Linked DNA regions of Homo sapiens: region 1 is linked to region 2. A link is a loop called in an ENCODE intact Hi-C map of the cell type or tissue named here. Cell type or tissue: heart right ventricle. All regions are shown on one strand. Each heading gives the region's core, and the rest is flanking DNA. Links, peaks and the distances in the headings are about the cores only.

Evidence for each region. Peaks named below come from ENCODE experiments on the same cell type or tissue, not always from the same donor. Only the 100,000 strongest peaks of a DNase experiment are listed, where the experiment ranks them.
Region 1: a loop joins it to region 2, with 21 times the contacts of the local background. A loop is called at or near these places in 95 of 110 quality-filtered maps.

What each region holds. Positions count from the first base shown.
Region 1 is chr11:75,018,829-75,024,994 of GRCh38, reverse strand. It overlaps a transcript of NEU3 not described here. Among named protein-coding and RNA genes, the nearest start is that of NEU3, 33 kb to the right of the region's middle. In heart right ventricle, for the core only: CTCF peaks have their summits at 1,722 and 1,928 (motif pointing left); a DNase peak (open chromatin) is centred at 1,934; H3K27ac peaks cover 1,240 bases.
Region 2 is chr11:75,244,486-75,252,293 of GRCh38, reverse strand. No RefSeq gene overlaps it. Among named protein-coding and RNA genes, the nearest start is that of TPBGL, 7.6 kb to the right of the region's middle. In heart right ventricle, for the core only: CTCF peaks have their summits at 3,244 and 3,455 (motif pointing right); a DNase peak (open chromatin) is centred at 3,483; H3K27me3 peaks cover 843 bases.

The DNA.
Region 1 (6,166 bases), core at 1-5,000, 230 kb after region 2:
CAAATGCAGGCAAATCTGCAGCTATTTTCATGGCCATTACTGTGCATAGGACATTGGGACTCAGGTCATTTGCCTTTCTGACATGGAGTCCTGCCCCCCACTCCCTATCTTCACCATCTTCTTTCATTTTTCAGTGGCAGCTGCCTCCCTCCCCCATCATCTCCCAAGCACCTGCTCCTCCCTTCCCCTCTCCCATCTTTATAAAGGCTGTAGGCCAAAGATCAGAAGACTGTGTGACCTCAGCCAAGTCAATTCTCTGACCTTCAATTTCTTCACCTATAAGACAGAAAAAGCATGATTGACCTTATAGGGTTTTGTGAAAACTAAATAACCCAAGTGCAGTATACATCTCACTGGTGGTAGGTATGACCTACTTCAGTGGTCTTTGCTATTTTTTAATAGGTATGTATATAATTTAATGTATATTAGGAAAGATAAATCAAACCAGTGATTTCATGAATATTATTCCTTAGGAGACCATGAATTAGGTATTTTCATAAAATATGCTAAAGAAAATTATTAAGAATCCATGGATTTAGCAAAAATCATGGAGGAGGCACATGCATGAGAGAAACTTGAGAAACGTTGACATAATGACTGCGTGCTGCTTGCCTTTATCACTATTTGCTCTGTTCTCCACTTTCCCTCAGTTTCTGCAGAGGGATGTGTGGTGCCCTACAGAAGAAGGGGACTCATTGTGTTCTGAGAGGCTAACTTGCTCTAGTTCAGGGCCCTTCATTCATGTGAGAACCACCTCCCTCCCCTTGGGGCCTGTCCCATGCAGGCCCTGTGCTGGGTGCTCGGAACACAGAGCTCAAACGACAGCCCTGCGTTCAGGAAACTCCCAGGAACTCTCCTCTGAATCTGGCAAGGGAGCTGTCACTACCTTTACCTGACAGGACGTATAGCAGGACTTTCCTTGAGTTCTGGATTTGTGGAATTGCAGTGAAGGCCCAAAGCTGAGGACAAGAGGCTCTAAGACCACACTCTGTAAAGAGAGACATGAAGGAGCGTACACGTGCACACACACACAAAGAGAGGACATAGGAGGGAAGGGGGGAGAAGTTGGGGTGGCCTTGTGAACACTGCGGTGTTTGTGCTGAGAGTCACTGCCATGATGGGGAATGGAGAATGTGCCCAAGCCCTGCATAGAAGCTGGGCGTGCCTGCCAGAAAGGGAGCCTCACCCTGGCATCTGGGCAGAAAGTTTGCTGTGCCGAGAACTCACAGGCCCACCCTGGGACTGCCACTGAGCAGCACAGAGGTAAAGGGGTATCCAGTGGCGGGAAGCCTGCTGAGAGGGTCTGGTCCATCCAGCAGAGCCTGAAGGGAACATGGTGAGTACTGCAGGAAGAATGCACAGGACTCTCTCCCAGTGTTTCCTGGCTGTAGGCAGGCATGGAAGATCATAGGAGTTTCCATGGCTCCATACAAAGAAGCACACAGATTAAAATAGGGGAAGGATCCACAGGGCTGTTCAGATGGCCTCAGACCAGGTAAGTCTGACCCCACCTAAACAAGAGGTTGGGCCCTGGGCCTCTGATGGGAGTCCAAGGAAAACTCGGCTGCCCATCTCTGAGTGAGGCTTGGCAACAGCAGGCACAGAGGAGAAACTGAACATCGTGCCAGGAAAGTCATGCCCACCAACTCCCAGCTAACAATAGGTCAGCAGAATTCACCAGCCTTGGAACCAGAAGCAGATCTCATGCTCACACGCACACACACATAGAACTTCCTCCTCTGTAAAGCCACCATCCCTCTTGGACATCAATTTCCCCTTGGGACAAAAGAGTTATAAAACTGCCTCAGGGCAGTTTTGAAAATCCAGGCAGAGACTGCTGTTCTGCCACCAACCATAGGCATTACTGCTTAAAATTCCAGGGTGCTTGTGGCCTGCAGGGAGTTGGGGGAGATTGCCACCTGGTGGTCAATGTTGGCAATGCCATGGAGCTTGCAGCAGAGTCGGGGACTGGGAGTCCTCAGGCTCAGAGCCAGGCCTGACTATCTGTATGACCTTGAGCAAGTCACTTCCACTCTTGGAGACTGTTTTCTCAACTAAAATGGGGAATAATGTTGCCAGCCTTGCAGAACCATAGTGAAGATTAAACCTACTGCACTACTGTGCCTGTCTTGAGCAGGGCCTCAATAAAGTTTTGATCCACCTGGGTCTTGTTCCCGCAGGATATGAGCAAGGGTCAGCTCCAGGAGACAGAGGGGGAGGTGAGCCACGCTCATAGAGATCCCCAGCTCCCCAGGTTTCTTTCACTGCCTGCCACCCAGGACCGTCTTTCTGTGTGTGTGGAACTGTTCTTAACCTAAACCTGGACAGCTCTTTGGATTCCAGATGTTCAGAACCGTGAAATGCTGACTCTAGAGTCTGGATCAGGAGAGCTCATTCCAGGCCTAGTTCTGTCACTAACTTGCTGTATAGCTTTAGTCAAGTCACCTGGTTAATATCTAAGCTTTGGTTTCCTCTTTTGTACAAAGCAGGTAATGATTCCTGCTCTGCCTTTCGGCTCTGCATTGTGCTATAACTCACTTCCTTACCCTCAACTCTTGAAGGAAAGTCTGTTACGTGCACATGCTTGCACCTGGTGCTTTGGGGAAAGAGGCAGCAAGGGCAGCATCAGAGCCTGGAGCAAAACAACTCAGTCACAGTCACAAGAATGCAATAGCAGCAGGAATTAAGAGTGAGAGGTGATCAGAATATAAGCTCCCAGGAACTCTCAGGCTCTTGGGAAAGACTCTATGCTTCGCCCAGAATATAGGATGATGACCTGCAAAATCTTTTTTTTTTTTTTTCTTGAGATGGAATCTCACTGTGTTGCCCAGGCTGGAGTGCAGTGGCGTGATCTCAGCTGCCTGCAGCCTCTGCCCTCCGAGTTCAAGCAATTCTCCTGCCTCAGCCTCCCAAGTAGCTGGGATTATAGGCACCCGCCACCACGCCTGGCTAATTTTTTGTATTTTTAGTAGAGAGGGGTTTCACCATCTTAGCCAGGCTGGTCTTGAACTCCTGACGTCATGATCCACCCGCCTCAGCTTCCCAAAGTGCTGGGATTACAGGCGTGAGCCACCGCACCCGGCCGATGACTTGCAACATCTTAAGAAACTGAGGGAAAGTGTGATTCCAGAAGGGTGGAGGAGCAGACAATCTGAGGACTTCCATATTACCCAGATCTCTGACTCACTAGAGGGACTGTTCTGGGATTTGTGGGACTGTTCGCTGGGAGCCTCACTCCCACATGGGAAGGACTGACTACGGTATTATTATCCATACCTATCCACCTGAAGTTGTTTCCAAGCCTTGGACAGAGCTGTGCAGGGCCCATGGTCTCCTCTGACTACTCCTTACAGATACCTCAGATTTTAGACTTTTGTCTTGCTAGCCCCAGGCAGTCTTACAGATAACATGTCCTAATCAAATTCAGACCCAATCTCATTTGGTAAAAGAGACCAAAATGATGAGTTCTCAACTCTGTACCCAATTCAGGTGACCCTCTCAGGCTTGGGGACAAACCTACTTGCCACTCGCCACTTACCCACAACTGCCCACCCTATCATTTTCACTTACATACACACTAATTCAACAAGCTCTGTGGGGCCCATACTCTCTGCCAGACCCTAGGCTGGGCACTGGGAACACAGAAAGGATCAGATGTGGTCCTTGTCCTTGAGGAGCTCACAGTCTAGAAAAGGAGCCATATATAGCAACAGAACATTCCACACAGAATGGGCAGTGCAACGTTAGAAGGGGCACAGTGGAAGGCCAGAAGTGGGGCCTACCTGATCTGGGGTTAGGGCAGGCTCCCCCGTGAATGGCACATTTAAGCTAGATCCTGAGAGGAAAAGGAGGAATTCTATCAAAGAAGGAGAAAGAGCATTTCAGACAAAGCAAGGTGTACACAGAGGCATAAATACTGTGACCTGTTCAGGAACATTGGGCTGTGTATGGAGGACTGTTGTGGAGATGGGGTAGAGAGATCAGGCCCTGAACACCCACATAAAGTCTTCATCCTTCTGGCGAAGGAGCCATTATGTGGGAGAATGGATTGGAGGGTGGCAGGGAGCTGGAGGAGCAGTGAGGACTTGCTTGAGCAGTCTTGACAAGATGTGGCAGGCCCACAGCCTTCACTGCCTCTAGGCCCCCTGAGTGGGTCACTGTGGTTCCTTCAGACACAAGAGAGACCCCTTATTGCCCCAGTCCCACTGACAGACTCTGCCTCCCAGGCCCACTGGCCCTGCCCAGACATGAGAGTGGTGTATTAGTTGTATTAGTCCGTTTTCATGCTACTGATAAAGACATACCCGAGACTGGGCAATTTACAAAAGAAAGAGGTTTAATTGACTTACAGTTCCACGTGGCTAAGGAAGCCTCACAATAATGGTGGAAGACAAGGAGGAGCAAGTCACGTCTTACATGGATAGCAGCAGGCAAAGAGAGGGCTTGTGAAGGGGAACTCTGCCTTATAAAGCCATCAGACCTCATGAGACTTGTTCACGATCATGAGAGCAGCATGGGAAAGACCTGCCCCTATGATTCAATTACCTCCCACTGGGTCCCTCCCACAACATGTAGGAATTTAAGATGAGATTTGGGTGGTGGAACAGCCAAATCATATCATTCTGCTCCTGGCCCCTCCCAAACCTCAGGTCCTCACATTTCAAAACCAATCATGCCTTCCCAACAGTCCCTCAAAGTCTTAACTCATTCCAGCATTTACTCAAAAGTCCACAGTCCAAAGTCTCATTCAAGACAAGGCAAGTCCTTTCCACCTATGAGCCTGTAAAATTAAAAGCAGGTTGGTTACTTCCTAGATACAGTGGGAGTACAGTCATTCCAAATGGGAGAAACTGGCCAAAACAGAGGGGTTACAGGGCCCATGCAAGTCCGAAATCCAGCAGGGCAGTCAAATCTTAATGCTCCAAAATAATCTCCTTTGACTCCCTGTCTCACATCCAGGTCATACTGATGCAAGAGGTGGGTTCCCATGTTCTTGGGCAGTTCTTCCCCTGTGGCTTTGCAGGGTACAGCCTCCCTCCTGGCTGCTTTCACAAGCTGACGTTGAGTGTCTGCAGCTTTTCCAGGTGCACGGTGCAAGTTGTCAGTGGATTTACAATTCTGGAGTCTGGAGGACAGTGGCCCTCTTCTCACAGCTCCACTAGGCAGTGCCCTAGTAGGGATTCTGTGTGGGGGCTCCAACCCCACATTTCCCTTCTGCCCTGCCCTAGCAGAAGTTCTCCATGACAGCCCTGCCCCTGCAGCAAACTTCTGCCTGGACATCCAGGTGTTTTCATACATCCTCTGAAATCTGGGCAGAGGTTCCCAAATCCCAATTCTTGACTTCTGTGCACTGGGAGGCTCAACACCACGTGGGGCAGGAACCATCACATATGCATTGTGCACACATTATGGGCTAATATGATTACTATAGGAAAAAATAATAATCAGGACAGCTCCCATGTTTTGAACACTGTGGAAGCTGCCAAGGCTTGATGTTTGCACCCTCTGAAGCCATGGCCCAAGCTCTACATTGGCCCCTTTCAGCCACAGCTAGAGCAGCTGGGACGCAAGACACCAAGTCCCTAGGCTGCACACAGCACGGGGACCCTGGGCCCAGCCCATGAAACCATTTTTCCCTTCTAGGCCTCCAGGCCTGTGATGGGAGGGGCTGTTATGCAAACCTCTGACATGCCCTGGAGACATTTTCCCCATTGTCTTGGGGATCAACATCCGGCTCCTCTTTACTTATGCAAATTTCTAGAGCCAGCTTGAATTTCTCCTCAGAAAATGGGATTTTCTTTTTTATCAAATTGTCAGGCTGCAAATTTTCTGAACTTTTATGCTCCACTTCCCTTATAAAATTGAATGCCTTTAACAGCACCCAAGTCACCTCTTGAATGCTTCGCCACTTAGAAATTTCTTCTGCCAGATACCTTAAATCATCTCTCTCAAGTTCAAAGTTCTGCAAATCTCTAGGGCAGGGGCAAAATACCACCAGTCTCTTTGTTACAACATAACAAGAGTCACCTTTGCTCTATTTACCAACAAGTTCCTCATCTCCATCTGAGACCACCTCAGCCTGGGTTTCATTGTCCATATCATTATCAGCATTTTTGTCAAAGCCATTCAACAAGTCTCTAGGGAGTTCCAAACTTTTCCACATTTT
Region 2 (7,808 bases), core at 1,368-6,367:
TTTCGGCAAAGATGGAGAGGGACTAGAACTCTCATACACTGCTAGTGGAAATGCAAAATGGTACAGACACTTTGGAAAACAATGTGGAAGTTTCTTATAATAAATTTGAACATACTCACTATAATATTCAGCAGTTCCACTCTTCAAAGAAAAAGTGGCTGGGTGCAGTAGCTGATGCCTATAATCCAAGCACTTTGGGAGGCCAAAGTGGGAGGATTGCTTGAGCCTAGGAGTTTAAGACCAGCCTAAGCAATATGGTGAGGCCCTGTCTCTACAAAAAAGGAAAAAATTGGCCAGGCATGGTGGTGTATGCCTGTGATCCCAGCTACTCAGGAGACTGAAGAAAGAGGATCGCTTGAGCCCAGGAGTTCAAAGCTGCAGTGAGCTGTGTTTGTACCACCGTACTCCAGCCTGGGCAACAGAGAGAAATCTTTTCTCAAAAGATAAAATAAAATAAAGAAAGAAATAAAAAGTGACATTCCTTCAAAAACCTGTACATGAATGTTTACAGTGGCTATATTCATAGTTGTCAAAAACTGGAAACCACCCAAATGCTCTTCAGCTATTGAATGGATAAATGATTGTACAACCATATGATGGAATACTACGCAGCAATAAAAATGAACAAACTATAATGATACCTACAACATGGATGAGTTTCTACTGCATTATGCTAAGTGAAAGAAGTCAGATTTAAAAGGACAAACATGTATGATTCTACTTATATGACACTGTGTCAAAGGTAAAACGATGGAGACAGAAAACAAAGCAGTAGTTGCCAATGGCTGGACTTGGGGGGAGGGCTGCTATGAAGAGGGATTTTGGGGGGCAATGGAACACTCTATATCTTAATTGTCAAAACTCATAGAACTGTATGCCAAAAAGAGTGGACTTTGTATAAATTTCAATAAAAAGAAATGGAGCAATTTACAGCTCACAACTGCAAACGATATTTACTGGGCATGTACCATTTGTTGGGGCTTCTGCTGGCCCTGAAGACACTAAGATTAAATGAGACAATCCTGGCTGGGTGCAGTGGCTCATTCCTGTAATCCCAGCACTTTGGGAGGCGGAGGTGGGCGGATCACTTGAGGCCAGGAGTTCGAGACCAGCCTTGCCAACAAGGTGAAACCCTGTCTCTACTAAAAATACAAAAATTAGCTGGGCATGGTGGTGGGCGCCTGTAATCCCAGCTACTCTGGAAGCTGAGTCATGAGAATCTCTTAAATCGGGGAGGTGGAGGTTCCAGTGAGCCGAGATTGCGCCACTGCACTCCAGCCTGGGCGATAGAGCGAGACTCAGTCTCAGAAAAAAAAAAAAAAAAAAAAAAAAAAGACAATCCCTTCAGTCAAATTGCTTACAGATTAATTGGGGGATAAGGCATGATGCTAAAGGTTTGGAATTGCTGATGAGGAGTATTGCAGAGGGGGCCTGTTGTGTAGTCACAGCGTGCCATGAGAGCACCTAAGGAGAGGTCTCACATTTAGCCAGAGTGGCCAAGATGAGAAATAGGCAGCTTCCAAGAGGACGAAATGCTTGAACTGAGTTTTTGTTTTTTGTTATTTGTTTTTTGTTTTTTGAGACGGAGTCTCACTCTGTAGCCCAGGATGGAGTGCAGTGGCACAATCTCTGCTCACTGCAACCTCCACCTCCCGGGTTCAAGTGATTCTTCTGCTGAGTAGCTGGGACTACAGGCACACACCCACCATGCCCAGCCAATTTTTGTATTTTTAGTAGAGTCGGGGTTTCACCATGTTGGCCAGGCTGGTCTCGAACTCCTGACCTTAGATGATCCGCTCACCTCGGCCTCCCAAAGTGCTGGGATTACAGGTGTGAGCCACCCCACCTGGTCTTGAACTGAGTTTTTAAGGGTAAAAAGGGAATTAGGTAGGCAAGGAGGGGCTACAGACCTTCCAGGTAGAAGAAACAGCACACAGGGAGGCTCAGGGTGAGACAAGCTGGGGCCTTCAGGCAACTATAACCACATTGGAGTGACAAGAGTGAAGGGAGCTGGAAAAGCTGGCAGGAGATTTGATTAGTGGGTGGAAGTTACAGATAATCAGTTAAAAAAAAAAAAAAGCTTTTTGTTTGTTTGTTTGTTTGTTTGTTTTTTGTAGAGATGAGTTCTTGCTATATCGCCTAGCCTGGTCTCCAACACCTGTCCTCTGATCCTTCTGCTTCAGTCTCCCAAAGTGTTGGGATTACATGTGTGAGCCACTCACTGCACCTGGCCTCAAAGATCTTTGTTTTTATCCAGAAGACAGTGGGACAGGTTTTAGGCAGAGTAAGGAGAGGGATCAGATTCACGCATTTTCACTGCAGTGTGGGCTGCAGTGTGGGACCAGAGAGGGGGGCTGCAGGCTGGGGGAACAGGGAGGAAGCTGGGGCAGGGATGCAGATGAGAGAAGTCCAAGCTGCGACCAGGTGGGGAATGAGTCTAAGGACAGTGTGGGGAGGTGTAGGAGTAGAGTGGCCAGAACTTGCCTTCCACCTGATGTTTGAGTATTTGGTCTCAGCACCTTTGTGCTCGCTGCTGCTTCTGCCTGGATTAACTTTTCCTAGATTCTCTGCATAGCTTGTTCCTTCCCATTCTTCAGGGTAGGTCGCCCTCAGAGGGGTCTTTCATGACTTACCCCACTCAAAGGAGACCTCTCCTTGTCACTCACTCTCACATTACCCTGCTTATTTCCCTCATAAGTATCGTGCTTGTTTATGGTCTAAATAAGAAGAGGGCTCTGGAGCAGAGCCTGAGTTCTAAGCCTAACTTGGCCTCTTATTAGGAGTGTGATCTTGAGCAAATTATTCATCTCTACGTGCCTTAGTTTCCTCATTTGTGAAGTAGGAATAAGAATAACTGCTTCACAGAATTGTCATCAGGACAAGATGGATTAATATATATAAAGTACCTAGAACAATCTCTGGCACATAGTAAATTCTGTATGTGTTAGTTTTTACTATTACTGTTTTATAAGGACAGAGATCTTATTGGTTTTCTTTCTTTTCTTTTTCTTTTTTCTTTTTTTGAGATGGGGTCTCACTCTGCTGCCCAGGCTGGGGTGCAGTGGCATGATCTCGGCTCACTGCAACCTCCACCTCCCAGGCTCATGCAATCCTCCCGTCTCAGCCTCCTAAGTAGGTGGGATTACAGGAGGGCGCCCCTGCGCCCAGCTATTTTTTGCATTTTTTGTAGAGACCGGGGTCTCGCCATGTTGCCCTAGGCTGGTCTCAAACTCCTGAGGTCAAGCAATCCGCCGGCCTCGACCTCCCGAAGTGCTGGGATTAGAGGCCTGAGCCACCACACCCGGCTCTAGTTTTCTTTAAAATTGTATCCTCATCTTCCTAGCACAGTGCTTGGCACACAGCAGGCACTTACATACTTGTTGGATTGTTGACTGAACGAAGAAAGGCACTTTCCCATCTCCACCAGCAGATGACGCATGTATACCAAGAAAAGTTAAAGCTGACTCGGCTCCCACACGGATCGGCCAATAGATGTCGCTGCAGCTCCCTGTGGGGAGGAACCAAGACTAAGCCAGTAGCAGGGGCTGCCCAAACAGAGCCCTGGACAAAGATCCCAAACGCAGGGCCAGAAGTTGTAATTGTATTAAAAAGCCAAAGTTAGCCAGGCGCGGTGGCTCATGCCTGTAATCCCAGCACTTTATGAGGTTGAGACGGGAGGACTGCTTGAGCCCAGCAGTACAAGGTTACAGTGAGCTATGATAACGCCACTGCATTCCCAGCCTGGGTGACAGAGGCCGACCTCATAAATAAATAAACAAATAAATCAGTGCCAAAGTTAAGAGGCTAAGACTAAATTGTGTTTTGCATGACCACATATTCTAAAACTGCATTTTCTTTCTGCTCGCTCACTTTGTAGACAACGGAGTCAGCCATCCTGGGATCTTATATAATCGAAACCCCAGTTTAATGATGGGGGGGTTGTGGGAGTCAAAGGAAGCACCCATTCAACGTGCAGAGGGGTAGGCCACAGAGTCCTGCGTGATGCTTCTTCCTCTGTGTTTTGTATTTCTGTGGGGGCAGGGGCTGGGAGAGCGTTCACAAATCTCTGTGCACCCTGACTGGGGACTTAAAGTGACTGGGTCTGGCCTCTGTCCTGTGGGAGCTTCTGGTCTGGTGCAGACAAGAGGCAAGGAAACCAGTCCGTAGAAAGAAAGCTCTGGGTGGTACAGCAGTAGGAGAAAGACAGCGGGGTCATAAAGACTGGGGGACTCCTGGGCTGTCTTGAGTGCTCCCTGTGTTGGGGAAGGCATCCTAGACAGAGGGTACTGTGTGAGCAAAGGCACAGGGCATGGAAGAGCTGGGCCCTATTACTAACATCCCCATAGTTTGGTGCAGCTGGAAAATAGGGTTCAAAGAAGGGGAGTGTATTCGTTATTTATTGCTGGTAGATTTGCTGGTCTTGTCTAGCAGTCTAGTACTTTTTCTTTTCTCTCCAGGTCTTGTCAAAAGTCATTGAAGTCCAGGGCCCAGCATCTTGGTACAGTCCTAGTTCTTCTTCTTCTTCTTCTTTTTTTTTGAGACAGACTTTTGCTCTTGTTGCTCAGGCTAGAGTGCAATGGCACAATCTCGGCTCACTGCAACCTCCCCTCCAGGGTTCAAGCGATTCTCTTGCCTCAGCCTCCCGAGTGGGCATGTGCCACCACGCCCAGCTAATTTTTTGTATTTTTAGTAAAGACGGGGTTTCACCATGTTGGTCAGGCTGGTCTTGAACTCCGGACCTCAGGTGATCCACCCACCTCGGCCTCCCAAAATGCTAGGATTACAGGCGTGAGCCACTGCACCCAGCCAGTCCTAGTTTATTCTTGCTCCAATGTAATGATTAATAGTGGCCCCTTTCACTCCCGAGTTTGCCAGCTTGGATGATCCCCTAAGTTAGGGGCCTCCCTGGGATCCCTGTGCTTCCATGATCACAGTGTCCTGTGTGTGTGGTCACCATCTTGATCGAGAACAGGAGCAGGATCTGGTTCATCCAGGTGAGCCTCATGCTCAGATGATAGAAGCTCAGGAAGAATGAGTTTAATGCCTGGGACCTCAGAGCCTGGAGGTCCAGACAAGCCCCTTTCTCCTCTCAGGGAGGGGAGACATAACTCCCAGCAGGGCCGCTGCCTGCAAGATGCTGGCATGGGGCTCCTGAGGCCTGTCCGGAGCCGCTGACAGAGGCTGAAGAGTCCTTCCAACCCTCTACGGCTCACTTTCTTATTTTCATCTTCAGGCTACCTCAGGCTTGGGACTGGCTCCTGGATGCACTGACAGGGTGGAGATAGCAAGTTAGGAGGCGGGGTGGCTCTGCCAGACGCTCAGACCCAGGGCAGAGCAGGGGTAGCCCTGGGGCATCCTGGGCTCGGGATCTGCTCCTGACAATCTGTGTGACCTGGACGAGCTCCTGCATACTCTTGGCCTCAGTTTCCCCACCCATCCAATGAAGGGTTAGTTGAGGGTCTGCATGGGCCTGGCCAGCTCCTGGCAAATCGCCCTGTGACAGTGCTGAGGGAAGCAGGTGGGGGTGGTGAGGCAGGGGTGAAGGGTGGAGGGGGGACTCAGAAGGCAGCCAAGTGTATTATTAGCACAGGAATATTAACTGCCCCCGTCACTTCTCCCAGTCTGGGAAAGGCCATACCCATAAATTAGGGCCGAGAGTCTGCCAGGCAGCGGCTTAATGAAGAAGGAGATGGACTTCAGGGAGAGCAGGCAGTGCCTTTAGAGGTCACAAGTCCAGCCCCAGCCTGGACAGAAGGAACCCGGAGCCAGAGGCAGGCAGGGGTGTCCGAGGCCACAGTGTCAGGCTGGGCCAGGAAGGCAGGGGCTGGTTCTGCTGTGGTCACTGCTGAATCCCCAGACCCTGGCACATAGTAGGGTCTCAACTGGTATTTCTGGCTAAGGACTAGGTGACATGACAAGTCAGGTGCTGAGTTCAGACTCAAACCCAGTCCTCTCGACTCTAGCTAGGTCCTCCCTGGTTCCCAGCCCAGGTCTGAGGGTGTGAGTAGGTGAGGGGGCTTGGAAGCAAAAGGCTTCTCAAGGAGACGTCTTTGAAAGGCAATTTCACAGTGTTTTTGAGGTCACAGAACCTGGGAAGTCTGCCACATTTCTCCAGGTGTGCAGCTGGCTTCACATCTCCCACGTTTCTGACAGTCATACACACCTGTCCTCTCCTCTCCTGTTCTTTACCATGCCTGCTCCTTAAGGGGACATCCTAGAGGTAGATTTCTTCCTCTGTCATTTGGCTTCTGCAGGCAGGCCCCAGGCCTCTGGGCCTCTGCTCACCTCACACTCCAACAGCACTCCCAGTGTGTGATCAGAGGAGGAGGCTGGCCATTTAGTGGGGTCCTGGCACTTCTGAGAAAGAGTCTGGAGTGGATGGTGTCAGGGAGTCTGGGCAGGGCCAGTCGGCTGCTCCATCTCACTTTTTACTGCAAGGCTTCTCCGGGCTCCCCTCCCCTTCCCTTCTCTCACTGCCCTCATCTGGCCATGGTGTTGGTTTGATTCCTCTCTGTGTCTCCAGTGCCCAGCATGAGGCCAGGCACAAAAAGGATGGGCAGAAGGAAGGAACAACCAGGCTTTACAAGCAGGAGGCACAGTGCAGTTGCCTGTGCCCCCATCACACCTCTCTACCTTCCTGACTCTTCCTTCAAGGGCAGAGGTCCCTCTAGCGCTTCCCAGTGGAGAATGTGGTGAATGTAGTAGATCCATTCTACCCCATACGCATCCTCCTACCTACCCCCAGCCATTGCTGGCCTTCAATCCTCAGGCTAATGAGATCTTCCTGCCTCCAGACCTTTGCAGAAGTTGGTACTTCTGATCTTTCTCTGTTCAGCAAACTTCTACTCATCCGTCAAAACCCAGTTCAAATGTGACTTCCTCTAAGAAGTCTGTCTAGGTGGGGTCAGGGCTCTTACTCTGAGCTCTCATTATTTCCTGGGATTTCTTTTCTCCAGATCTTGATTAAATGTGATTCCTTCCCTGGATTGTTAGCTTTTCTAGGACTGGCAGAGTTGCATTCAGTAAGGGCTGAGTGAATGGCTGGGTTTGTAGAAGAGGTGAAGCTGGCGGCCCTGAACCTTGATAGCCCCATAAGGCTATAGGCCACTGACAGACAGCAAGGAGGATGGCAGCCCAGAAAAGACATTTAATGGGGATCAGTGAATGGTACTAACGTTAAACACCAACTGGCACACAGTAGACACTCAATTTGTTGATTTTTGATGACTATTGATTTGATACTTAGCAGTAGCTCTCACATACATCGTTGGAACTGGAGAGATCTACAGATTTACAGATCACCTCCTCAGTTCCAAGGACATGCTCTCTGCTAATGTAGCTTAAGACTACAGTAAGTCCTGGCAAGTGAAACTGCAATTAGCTATGGGTTGTCAGCAAAAATCTTTGAGGTTTTATGAGAGCTACTGCTAAACTAAGTATTAAATCAATAGTTATCAAAAATCAACTAACAAGCTCTAACTTGCGTTAGAGAGACCATCACTATATTGTCCTGGGGGACTGCGGGGCACCCTTTGGAGGTCATTGACAGAGGGGAATGTGTCAAGAGGACTTAATACTTTCTCATGAGGAATGACTTGGAGAAGGGGTAGAGAGCGTGCCGGGAAAAGACAAGGAGCCCCATGCACGGTCTCTGACTTGTGAAGAGCTGTCCTGGGCTGAGGGGTGCTCCTGGCCCCATGGCAAAGCTGGGGCTGTCAGAGTCCCAGGCAGGCTCCTCAGACACTGAAAGGAAGGGAGGGAGGGAGCCTCCCATCACGAGATGATGCCTCCTGTTGAGACAGCTTAGG